Linked DNA regions of Homo sapiens: region 2 is linked to region 1. Evidence: chromatin contacts called from ENCODE Hi-C or POLR2A ChIA-PET data. All regions are on one chromosome and are shown on one strand. Each heading gives the region's core, a stretch centred on a gene start or an enhancer-like site at or near the end of the contact. The rest is flanking DNA. Distances are from core to core; before and after follow the strand shown. Region 1 holds the start of UBE2D2 (ubiquitin conjugating enzyme E2 D2). Region 2 holds the start of ECSCR (endothelial cell surface expressed chemotaxis and apoptosis regulator).

The links. A loop is a pair of places that touch in the nucleus more often than their neighbours do. ChIA-PET counts read pairs that join two places held with the same protein, here RNA polymerase II (POLR2A). Pooled maps may share reads with other maps.
Region 2: a loop to region 1 is called in a map of endothelial cell of umbilical vein, with 9 times the contacts of the local background. The contact joins the promoter of ECSCR here to the promoter of UBE2D2 in region 1. A Hi-C loop is called at or near these places in 1 of 168 maps with a recorded cell type or tissue (endothelial cell of umbilical vein), 3 of 37 single-sample maps with no recorded cell type and 10 of 50 pooled maps. POLR2A ChIA-PET finds 5 or more read pairs at or near these places in 19 of 52 experiments (CD4-positive, alpha-beta T cell, CD4-positive, alpha-beta memory T cell, H1 and 13 more).

Annotation. Positions count from the first base shown.
Region 1 is chr5:139,558,895-139,564,057 of GRCh38, reverse strand. It overlaps UBE2D2 (ubiquitin conjugating enzyme E2 D2), which reads right to left and starts at 2,719. Exons shown (of 7, transcript NM_003339.3): 1 at 2,243-2,719. The coding sequence starts at 2,266. RefSeq lists enhancers at 1,554-1,673, 1,764-1,813, 2,974-3,143 and a silencer at 2,284-2,943.
Region 2 is chr5:139,459,655-139,465,154 of GRCh38, reverse strand. ECSCR (endothelial cell surface expressed chemotaxis and apoptosis regulator) reads left to right here and starts at 2,412. Exons shown (of 10, transcript NM_001077693.4): 1 at 2,412-2,545. The coding sequence starts at 2,485. RefSeq lists enhancers at 1,875-2,462, 3,052-3,640, 3,641-4,230.

The sequences.
Region 1 (5,163 bases), core at 1,470-3,969:
TACCAGAGCAAGTATTATTAATTAAAACGTATGTTTTGTGTCAAAGAGATAGTTCCCTCTCTGAAAAAGTCCGTTACACATATAATTCAATGTAGAGATTAAAGTCTACATTTCTTTTTTTTTTGAAAGGGAGTCTCGCCTGTGGCCCAGGCTGGAGTGCAGTGGCGCGATCTCGGCTCACTGCAAGCTCCGCCTCCCCGGTTCACGTCATTCTCCTGCCTCAGCCTCCAGAGTAGCTGGGACTACAGGAACCCGCCACCAAGCCCGGCTAGTTTTTTTTGTATATTTTAGCAGAGACGGGGTTTCACCGTGTTAGCCAGGATGGCCTCGATCTCCTGATCTCGTGATCCACCCACCTCAGCCTCCCAAAGTGCTGGGATTACAGGCGTGAGCCACCGCGCCCGGCAGGTCTACATTTCTTTATCTGTAAATTATTACACATTATACCCACTTGCTCTTTCTCAGGTTATAAAATAAGAGGACAAGCTTCTACAGGTATTTGATAACTTCCCAGTTAGATTCTATAAGGACCTAGCAATTCCTAAAAGCCTTTAAAATACATATGTATATATTTTTTTTGGATGACTACTCCTCAGTGTGCTCCCCTGCCCCTTAAACGGTTCTTTAAGACATCTTTGCTTAAGGTTCAAGCTTCTTTATGGTATTTAACAAATACCATTTCATTTTAGTACAAGATTTATTGTCTAAAATCTGCCCTTCTTCATTTGTTAGAAATCAGAGTCAAAAGAAGTTAAGGAGCTAACCTAATTATAGTAACCAATGGGACTGATTCCACACTGTCTTTGAGCAAAAATGAAATGAGGACCAACCGCTGAGCTGAGGTGTTTAAATCATCAATCTGTATTCTGACTTAGTTTAAGACAAGCTAAAAACTGGTTCTCTTCCTCTTGCATCCCCATCCCATCATTCAGAATGGATAACCCCAGTACCTACTTCTAAGTAGCTACAGGTATAGGCCGTGTGCAGTGGCTGATTGATGCCTGTAATTCCAACACTTAAGGGAGGCAGAGACAGGAGGCTAGCTTGAGCCCAGGAGTTCCACACCAGCCTGGACAACACGGCAAGACCCCGTTCTCCACTAAAAGGAAAAAGATGTATTGAAGAAAAAAGTAGCTACCGGTTTAATATAGCCAATCTGAGTAGCCAAGTGAAACACCAAACAGAAATTAATAGTGGTGCCTCCCTACTTCTAAGAAAAAAAACATGAAAGTGGCACTAAGAGGTTACAACATCAGAAAGGGAAAAAAAATAAATTTTAAGCCAATCTTATAGTCTAGATGTATTATTAGGAAAACCTCCTTATTGATAACTAAATAACCCTTCACTTTAAAGAGCAAAGAAATCCTTTTTAATACAAAATCTAGTAAAACCCCTTCCCAGTTAAGAGTCTCGGTAAACATATCACCTAATAGCGTCAAGTCCATTTTGCGAAGAGGCTGTGAAAGGAACTTTTGTATAATTTCTCTGGTGGTTTTCAATGTTCAGGTTTCTACCTCTACCTTTGCCAATGTACAGCTTTTCTATTAGATCCAATCCTGCAAAACGGAAGTGTTAGTTTCTAACTACATACAGCAACCTCAAGGAATAAAATGATTCTCCCTCTACTTCCCTCCTCCCTCATTAAGTCACCTTTTTTTTTTCTTCTGAACTTCCAACTCTTAACAGTTTCTGGACAAGCAGGGTGGACCGATGTGTGCTGCCACCCAAGAGGTAAGTGAACTCAGGATATACTTGTGGATCGGGCAAAACGGCTTCCTCTGTCAGCCCGAGCTCAGGCGGTTTTGTGGAGGGAGCTAGGGCAGGTGTGGGAGGAGGGAACAGAAATGGGGCGAGAAGCCCTTTCGACCTCTGTCGAAGGGGCCGCCCAACGCCCCAGCGCCCCCCTCGGCCCCAACCCCGCCATCCTGGCCCGACAATGGCCCTCAAGTGCAGCGGCAGTCCCAGACTGGAGAGAAGCCCTAAGAGTCCACACCATGCGGGCCTGGAAGGGCAGCCGGGGAGGAACGCTGAGGCCGCGAGAGCACCTCCGGCCTAAGCGCGGGCTGCGCGCCGGGGCCTCCACGGGCGCCATCACTGGGAGTGGGGTATGGAGGCCGCCCCGAGGGGCCAGCACCGGCAGCAAGATCCAAGGAGGCCGCGAGCCCGACGGAGACTACGGCGGGAAGTGCAGGCCGCAGCCTGCTCAGCTGGCCAGCAGCGCAGCCGACCTCCGGCCGCTTACCTTGTGGATTCTCTTCAGAGCCATGGTGGGAGGCGGGTGGCGGCGGCCCCCGGGGCGGGGACGGGGGCGGGGAAGGGACGGGGAAGGGGCTAGGGAGCCTGAGGCCGCCTCGGCGATCTCGGTCGGCAGGAGAAGATGGAGAGTTGAGGAAAGCGGGTCCGGCGGGACGGGCTGAGGGCCGGGGCCCACTCAGCTCCTGGGCCTGCCGCAGCGGTCACCGCATCACCCGGCGGCGGCCCCTTTATTCGCCGCCGCCCTAGCCGCCACCGCCGCCGCCGCCGTAGCTGCCTCTTCCTCCCAGGATCAGCGCCGCCTCCTAAACCGCCGCAGATCCCTCCGCCAGAAAGCAAAAGCCCAAGCCTCGGGCTCGGCCGGCCTCTCTTGGTCGGACAGCCGGAGGGATTGCCTGTCTTCCTCCCTGCTGCAGGTGGACCGAGGGACGCGCGGGCGGGCGGGCTGCGCCGCCGGGGTGGGGCCGTCGGAGCACGGGGTGGGCCCGACCGAGGGGCAGGTCGGGAGGCGCGGGGATTGGCGGGCCAGGGGAGGGAGGGCCGAGCCGCGCCGGCGGCGGAGGGATACGGGCCGCCCCTGTGAGTAAGCTACGCACCGCCGTCGCCGCCACGGCCCCGGAGGGCGTGACGCTGCGAAGCCCTGGGCGGAGATCTCGCGAGATCTAGAGCGCGAGTTCTGCAGGCTCCAGCGCCGCGACCGTTGACTTCATTGCTGATGGAAACCCACGCGCGTGTCACAAAAGATCAATAAATATTAAAAGGCGAATGTTGTCCAGATCTCACGACCGTCCCCGTACTAGTCCCGGGAGGAGGCACTTAGGCCCACTGCAGCGCTCCTGAAGGAGGAAGGGACTTGGCCAAGGTCACAGAGCTCTTCTGAAGTCCTGGGACTTAGCACATCTCTTTCCAGAGGCCGCGTGGCTACAGCTCGGGCACCTGCCACGAGGGAGATGTCTCATAGCCGCTCGGGTTGCAGTGAGATTGGCCTTCCGGACCAAGGCCCCAGATGGAGAGGATTTGAATGTTGTGTTCTCAGCCACTGGCATGTATGTGTGCCTTCGAGGTGTCCAGACTCTGCTCAGCTTAGTGAATTGCAAATTGTTACAAGCAAGCACTGTACCAGCTGCGTCAGAAAAAAAATCACAGTGTGTGCCCCAAATAGTTAAAACCAACGGCTGGGCGCGGTGACTCACCCCTGTAATCTCAGCACTTTGGGAGGCTGAGGCTGGCGCATCACCTGAGGTCAAGAGTTCGAGACCAGCCTGGCCAACATGGTGAAACCCCATCTCTACTAAAAATACAAAAATTAGGCCGGGCACGGTCACTCACGCCTGTAATCCCAGCACTTTGGGAGGCCAAGGCAGGCGGATCACGAGGTCAGGAATTCGAGACCAGCCTGGCCAACACAGTGAAACCCCTTCTGTACTAAATATACAAAAATTACCCGGGCATGGTGGCAGGCGCCTGTAGTCCCAGCTACTCGGGAGGCTGAGGCAGGAGAATCGCTTGAATCCGGGAGGCGGAGGTTGCCGTGAGCCGAGATCACGCCAGTTCACTCCAGCCTAGGCAACAGCAAGAATGCGTCTCAAAAAAAAAAAAAAAAAATAGCCGAGAGTGGTGGCAGGTTCCTGTAAACCCAGCTACTGGGGAGGCTGAGGCAGGAGAATCGCTGGAACCCAGGAGGCAGAGGTTGCAGTGAGCCGAGAGCACGCCATTGCACTCCAGCCTGGGCGACGAGCAAAACTCCATCTCCAAAAAAAAAAAAAAAACCAACCTCGTGCTCCAGATACCCATCAGGAGGGTCCGCTGAAAATCAAACCTAGAATATTTGGAATTGTTTTTTAGGAGATGGAGACAAAAAGCTAAATCACTGAGCACCTACCCTGTGCCCAGCCCTACACCATGACTGGTGTGAGATACGGAGCCAAGCCAGGGCTAGAGGCCTTACACAGGAGAATAGTAAAGAATATTTTGCTGGGAGGTAATGCCCACATTCTGAAATCTACCCCTGGCGTTTTCTGATTCTAAATGTCTCCTTTTCGCTACATCCAGAAAGGACCTTGCAGATCATTGATTCTAGCTCCTGAATTTATAGAGAAGAAAAAACTGGAGCCCAACTAAGGGAAGGATCTTGCCAAAAGCCACACAGTAGGTGAGTGGCAAAGCTCATACTGCCTCACCTACTGAGAAGGTTGGACCATTAGGACAGAAGCACCGTGCACCCAGTGAGAGAAAATTGTATCCAGTGGTTCAGGGTGGGTATAGTTGAGGTTGAGGGTAAAATGGAACATCTCACAGCCCCAGATATTTTCTTCCTAAGAAATGTGATGGGAGGGGTACAAAAATCTCCACTGGACAGATTTCTTTTTTTTTTTTTTTGAGACGGAGTCTCACTCTGTCGCCCAGGCTGGAGTGCGGTGACGCTATCTCGGCTCACTGCAAGCTCTTCTCCCGGGTTCAGGCCATTCTCCCGCCTCAGCCTCCCGAGTAGCTGGGACTACAGGCACCTGCAAGCACGCCCGGGTAATTTTTTTGTATTTTTAGTAGAAACGGGATTTCACCTTGTTATCCAGGATGGTCTCAATCTCCTGACCTCGTGATCCGCCCGCCTCGGCCTCCCAAAGTGCTGGGATTACAGGCGTGAGCCACCGCGCCCGGCCGACAGATTTTTTTTTTAAAGTTATTCTCAGTAATAACTTTTGTATTAGAAAAGCTCCTGGACACGCCTGTAATCTCAGTAATTTGGGAAGCTGAGGCGGGAAGATCACTTGAACTCAGGAGTTCCAGACCAGCCTGGGCAATATAGAGACTTCATCTCTACAGAAGATTGTAAAAATTAGCCAGGTATGGTAGCACGCACCTGTGGTCCCAGCTACTTGGGAGGCTGAGGTGGGGAGGATAGCTTGAGCC
Region 2 (5,500 bases), core at 1,163-3,662, 99 kb after region 1:
CATGAGCCACTGCTCCCAGCCTAGATAACCTAAATCTTATGAGGAAACATCAGAGAAACCGAAATTGAGAGAACTTCTATAAAATAACTGTACTGTAACCTTCAAAAGTGTTTAGGCCATGAAAATCAAGGAAAGTCTGAACTATTCCGGATTGAAGGAGACTGAAGAGACTTTCAGTGAGTAATTCTGGGCAGGATCCTTTCGCTATAAAGGACATTATTGAAACAACTGTCAAAATTTGAATAGGATCTGAAGATTAGATGGTATTAATATATTTATATTAATTTCCTAATTTTGATGGCTGTATTGTGATTATGTAGGAGACTGTCCCTTGTAGGAAATACACACTAAACTATTCGGGGTGATGGGGCATCCTGTTGACAATTTACTCTGAACAACAGTTCAGGGAAAAAAGTTCTGTGTAATGTACTTCCAACTTTTCTTGTGACTGTTTCAAAATAAAATATTAAGAAAATAAAGAAAAAAGGGCTAGGCATGGTGGCTCATGCCTGTAATCCCAGCACTTCGGGAGGCTGAGGTGGGTGGATCACAAGGTCAGGAGTTTGAGACCAGCCTGGCCAACATGGTGAAACCGTCTCTACTAAAAATACAAAAATTAGGTGGGCGTGGTGGCGTGAGCCTGCAGTCCCAGCTACGCTGGAGATTGAGGCATGAGAATGGCTTGAACCTGGGAGGTGGAGGCTGCAGTGAGCAGACATCTTACACTGCATTCCAGTATGGGCAACAGTGAGAGACTCTGTCTCAAAAAAAAAAAAAACAAAAAAAAAGGAAAGAAAAAAGGATACCATTCATTTAAATGATTGTATATGTATATGCATATTGTCAAAGACTGGAAGGCAAATAGACTGGAAGGGAATTAATAACAATAATATAATTAATATTAAGGAGGTAGGATTGTTTCTGACATTCCTCTGCTTTCGAATCTTTTTTTTTTTTTTTTTAATTTCAGTGATGGAGTCTCACTCTGATCATAGCTCACTGCAGCCTTGAACTCTTGGGCTCAAGAGGTCCTCTTGCCTTAGCCTCCTGAGTAGCTAGGACTACAGGCATGCACCATCATGACTGGCTAATTAAATTTTTTTTTTTTTTTTTTTTGTAGAGACAGGGTCTTGCTGTGTTGCTTAGTCTGGTCTCAAACTCCTGGCCTCAAGAAATCCTCCTGCCTCAACGTCTCAAAGTGCTGGACTGTAGGCATGAGCCATTGCGCAGCCCTGACCTTAAATCTTTTGAGTTTAGTTCAATAAATATGTGCTGAGGACCTGCTATGTGGCAGGCATTGTGCCAGGTCCTAGGAATATTGAAAAAAGTCACAATGCTGGCTTGCAGTCTGCAACAGAGAGAATCCTGGGATAAGGATGAGTGCTGCTGGATGCCGAGGACAGGGGACACCTCACCCCAGTGAGGATGCAGAGGGAGGAGTGCTTCAAATAGGGGGACTCTTGCTTTTCTATTAAGAATAACGATACCCGGCTTGGTGGCACATGCCTGAAGTCCCAGCTACTTGTGAGGCCGAGGCAGGAGGATCACTTGAACCCAGGAGTTTGAGTCCAGACTGAGCAATATAGCAAGACCCCATCTCTCTCTTTTTTTTTTTTTTTTGAGACGGAGTCTCACTCTGTTGCCCAGGCTGGAGTGCAGTGGTACGATCTTGGCTCACTGCAAGCTGCACCTCCCAGGTTCACGCCATTCTCCTGCCTCAGCCTCCCCAGTAGCTGAGACTACAGGCGCCTGCCACCACACCTGGCTAATTTTTGTATTTTTAGTAGAGACGGGGTTTCACCATGTTAGCCAGGATGGTCTCGGTCTCCTGACCTCGTGATCTGCCCACCTCGGCCTCCCAAAGTGCTGGGATTACAGGCGTGGGCCTCCCAAAGTGCTGGGATTACTGGCCAAGACCCCAACTCTTAAAAAAAAAAAAGTAAAAAAGGAATAATAATCATGCGTATAGGGCCTCTCTGAAAGATGTGGGGAGTCCTATCTGCATTGGGATCCCTGAGGAGGGAGAGGAATGTGGAGAATTCAGGGTCCAGGGAGCATGGGTGACTGGTGGGCTGGGCTTCCAGGCTGAATCATGGGAAAGGAGAACCTGGTCTGAAACAGTACTGGGCGGGATTGGTGTTAGATTCCAGGAAAACCCCCAGGCGGTCTGTGGTGGAACCTGATGGACCCTCAGAAGGGAAGAGAATGGGGATGGGGCCAGGTTGCCATGGTTGGTCATTGTGCATAGGCACTAGAGGCCATGCTGGGTGGGCACAGTCGCTGCTGCAGCCTCACATCCTCATCTGGACATGGCTGAGCAGGGCCCCTGGAGCTGGTCCCAATGTGTTTCCTTCTATTCTTTTGACAGGAAGCTCCTGGAGAGCCAGTCCCCACCCCCATCCCGCCCCAGCACTCCCTCTCTCTTCTCCACTATGGACAGAGCCTCCACTGAGCTGCTGCCTGCCCGCCACATACCCAGCTGACATGGGCACCGCAGGAGCCATGCAGCTGTGCTGGGTGATCCTGGGCTTCCTCCTGTTCCGAGGTAAGAGGTGCCTGCCGCTTTCCCATGGCAATTCCTCTCCGCAGCTGGCCATTCTAGGCATCGGTCTCTTTCTCAGGAGACACATGCTTTCCATCCAGGGGCTGTGCCCAGGGGAAATTCCAGAGCCTTTCCATGAAGATCAGTTGGATTGGGGGGTCCTGATTACCAGGCAGGGGTAAAATGGAGCTACGGTTAAACCCTCTTGTGGGAAATTGTCCTGGGGGAGCTGGGCTCCCCATAAAGGCTGGCCTCCTGAATTGTGGGAGGGAGCTGTGTTAGTGCAAGACCCAGGCCCAAAGCTCCTTCTAGGATGTGCTCAGGCTACTCATGACCCTCACCCTCTGATCTTGGGGCAGGGCTGACGACGGCCACTCTCTCAACTGTTCTAACACAAATCCTCTGCACCATGGGCTTCACAGGGGATCTGTTCTCTCCTTTCACATGAGGAGTAGCAACCTAGGAATTCCTAATGTAGATTTTAAAGTTAAATCACAGCAAGAGGGACTCAGGTTAGACACAAAGAACTATTCACCAAGGAGGATGTGCTTAACATTCTCACATCCAGGGGGCTAGAGTAGATGACCTCCAGAGGAGGCTACTTGGAAATGGCACCTCTCTGACAGGCTCTGCCAGCCAATGAGTTGTGAAGCCGCTCATAGGGGTCCTCTCATCAGGGAGCAGTTGCTGGGAATCATGACGAGTCCAGGGCATTCTGACTCACAGGGCAGCAACTTCCCTTTGACCATTCCTGCTCTGCCCCCACCTCACCCTCTACAAGTCCTCTGTGCTCAAAGCAGCAGAAAGAGTGCACAAGAGGGCTCAGATGGGGAGGGGTGGTGGCCCCTCGTCGGTGGTGGGTAAGAGGGCCTGAGTACCAGAACACTGGCTTCCGGAGATGTCAGGCATTTCTCTAAAAGTCCATGGGCTGGAGGACAAGACTCTGATTGTCCCCATCCCCTCCTACCCCCTCCATGACAGAGTCACAGGTCTGGGGCTGGGGAACAAGGCTGTTGTGGAAACTGCAGGTGAAGCTCATGAGGTGGCATTTTCACAGGCCGAGACTTTTCCCAGCCTCCCTACCCACTGTTTTCTCCCAGGCAAGTGCCAGCACTCTCAAATGCCCTGTGTCGGCTGTACCTAAGCTGCTGTCACCCGCCCCGAGTTTCCTAACCCTTCATCCTGAAGTGTGCAGAGCATTTCCTGGCTCCTTCATCTTGGTGGACTGAGGAATCCTGAGCACATTCAGGCCCATAAAGGGACTTGACTACGGATACCCAGAGGCAGGGCAGACTTGAGACTTGGAGGATTTGAGAGAACAGGGCAAAAACAAAAGTGTCTGGCCTTCATTGAGCATGTCAGGCACTGCGTTAAGTGCTTCATATGCATTTTCCTTCCTTCACAACAACTTGCGAGGTACTGATACCACTTGCATTTTACTTAGTTATTTTTGAGACAGGGTTGCTCCATTGCGCAGGCCAGAGTTGCAGTGGCATGATCATGGCTCACTGCAGCCTTGACCTCCTGGGCTCAAGCAATCCTCCTGCCTTAGCCTCCTGTGTAGCTGGGGGCTACAGGCACACACCACCACACCCAGCTAATTTTTGCATTTTTTTGTAGAGACAAGGTTTTACCATGTTGCCCAGGCTGGTCACTTGTACTTCAAAGTAAAGAAAACTGAGGCCTAGGTCAGACAGCGACAAAGCCAGGACTTGAACTCAGGCTTGCCAGGCTCGATTAAAATCCACGATTTTAACTTCTAAACTATGCTTTTGAGGAAAAAATGGGGAGGGGTGTGTGTGGAGATAGACTAGAAGGGGATAAAGCAGACAGAATTAGAGAGGGGAGACCTGGGAAATCAAAAATTCCTGTGGCTAGAGTTCTTTGGGAATCTGCAGGCCCAGTGGTCAGAGACACCCTCGGCTGTAGACACAGATGCTCCCTAAGTCCCTCCCTTACCCACAGAGAAATCTTTGTTGGTGACAAAAAGTTTGGGTAGTGGGAGGGGCAAGAGGCAAAGAAAGAGCAGGGTCTTGAAGCTTGTGACTTTGGAACTCCTCCCAAGCCACTGAATAATTTTCTTTCTAGATAAATGCAGGAAGGCAGTTCCCTGTGCCTTCCCTGTACCTTCCCACCAAAAACTAAGTTATAACCTTACAGCATTTAGATAGTACATTAGGCCAGGCTCGGTGGCTCACGCCTGTGATCCCAGCATTTAGGATGCTGAGGCGAATGGATCACCTGAGGTCAGGAGTTTGAGACCAGCCTGGCCAACATGGTGAAACCCCATCTCTACTAAACATACAAAAATTAGCCGGGCATGGTGGCAGGCGCCTGTAATCCCAGCTACTCAGGAGGCTGAGACAGGAGAATAGCTTGAGCCCGGGAGGCGGAGGTTGCAGTGAGCTGAGATCGCGCCACTGCACTCCAGCCTGGGTGACCAAGAGCGAAACTCTGTCTCAAAACGAAAAAAAAAAAACAAAAAATACATTACATATGCTGGATTAGTAACTGATACATGTTTTCAGGACATGCCTTGGGTTAAAAGGATTCTCCAAGGGTCCTCCCCAGCTAGAAAGGGTTTTCTCTAGCCTGGGCTTCCTATAAATTTTGACTCCCCTCTTGACCATCCCCCTCTCGCCAACAAGGGAATGGGGCTCTCAGAAATGGTGATCTAGAAAAACATGGCCCAGGGTTTGGTAATTTTACACTTGGAAGCAATTAATTCTACACTATCCAGATGATAGCCCCATGGAGGAAGGCAGTGGCTTAAGGAAAATAAGCAGAGCAGCAGGTTGCCACAGGCTGGGGTGGGCCCCTGGCACCCAGCCGCCTCTGTCCACCCAGGCCTGGGCTGAATGCTCCCCTGATGCTGAGAGACCAAGGGAGCAGCAGAGCCAGGCCAGGGGCTGTAGTCCCTGCTCAAGCAGAGGGACGGGAACCCAGCTGGGCGGCTCC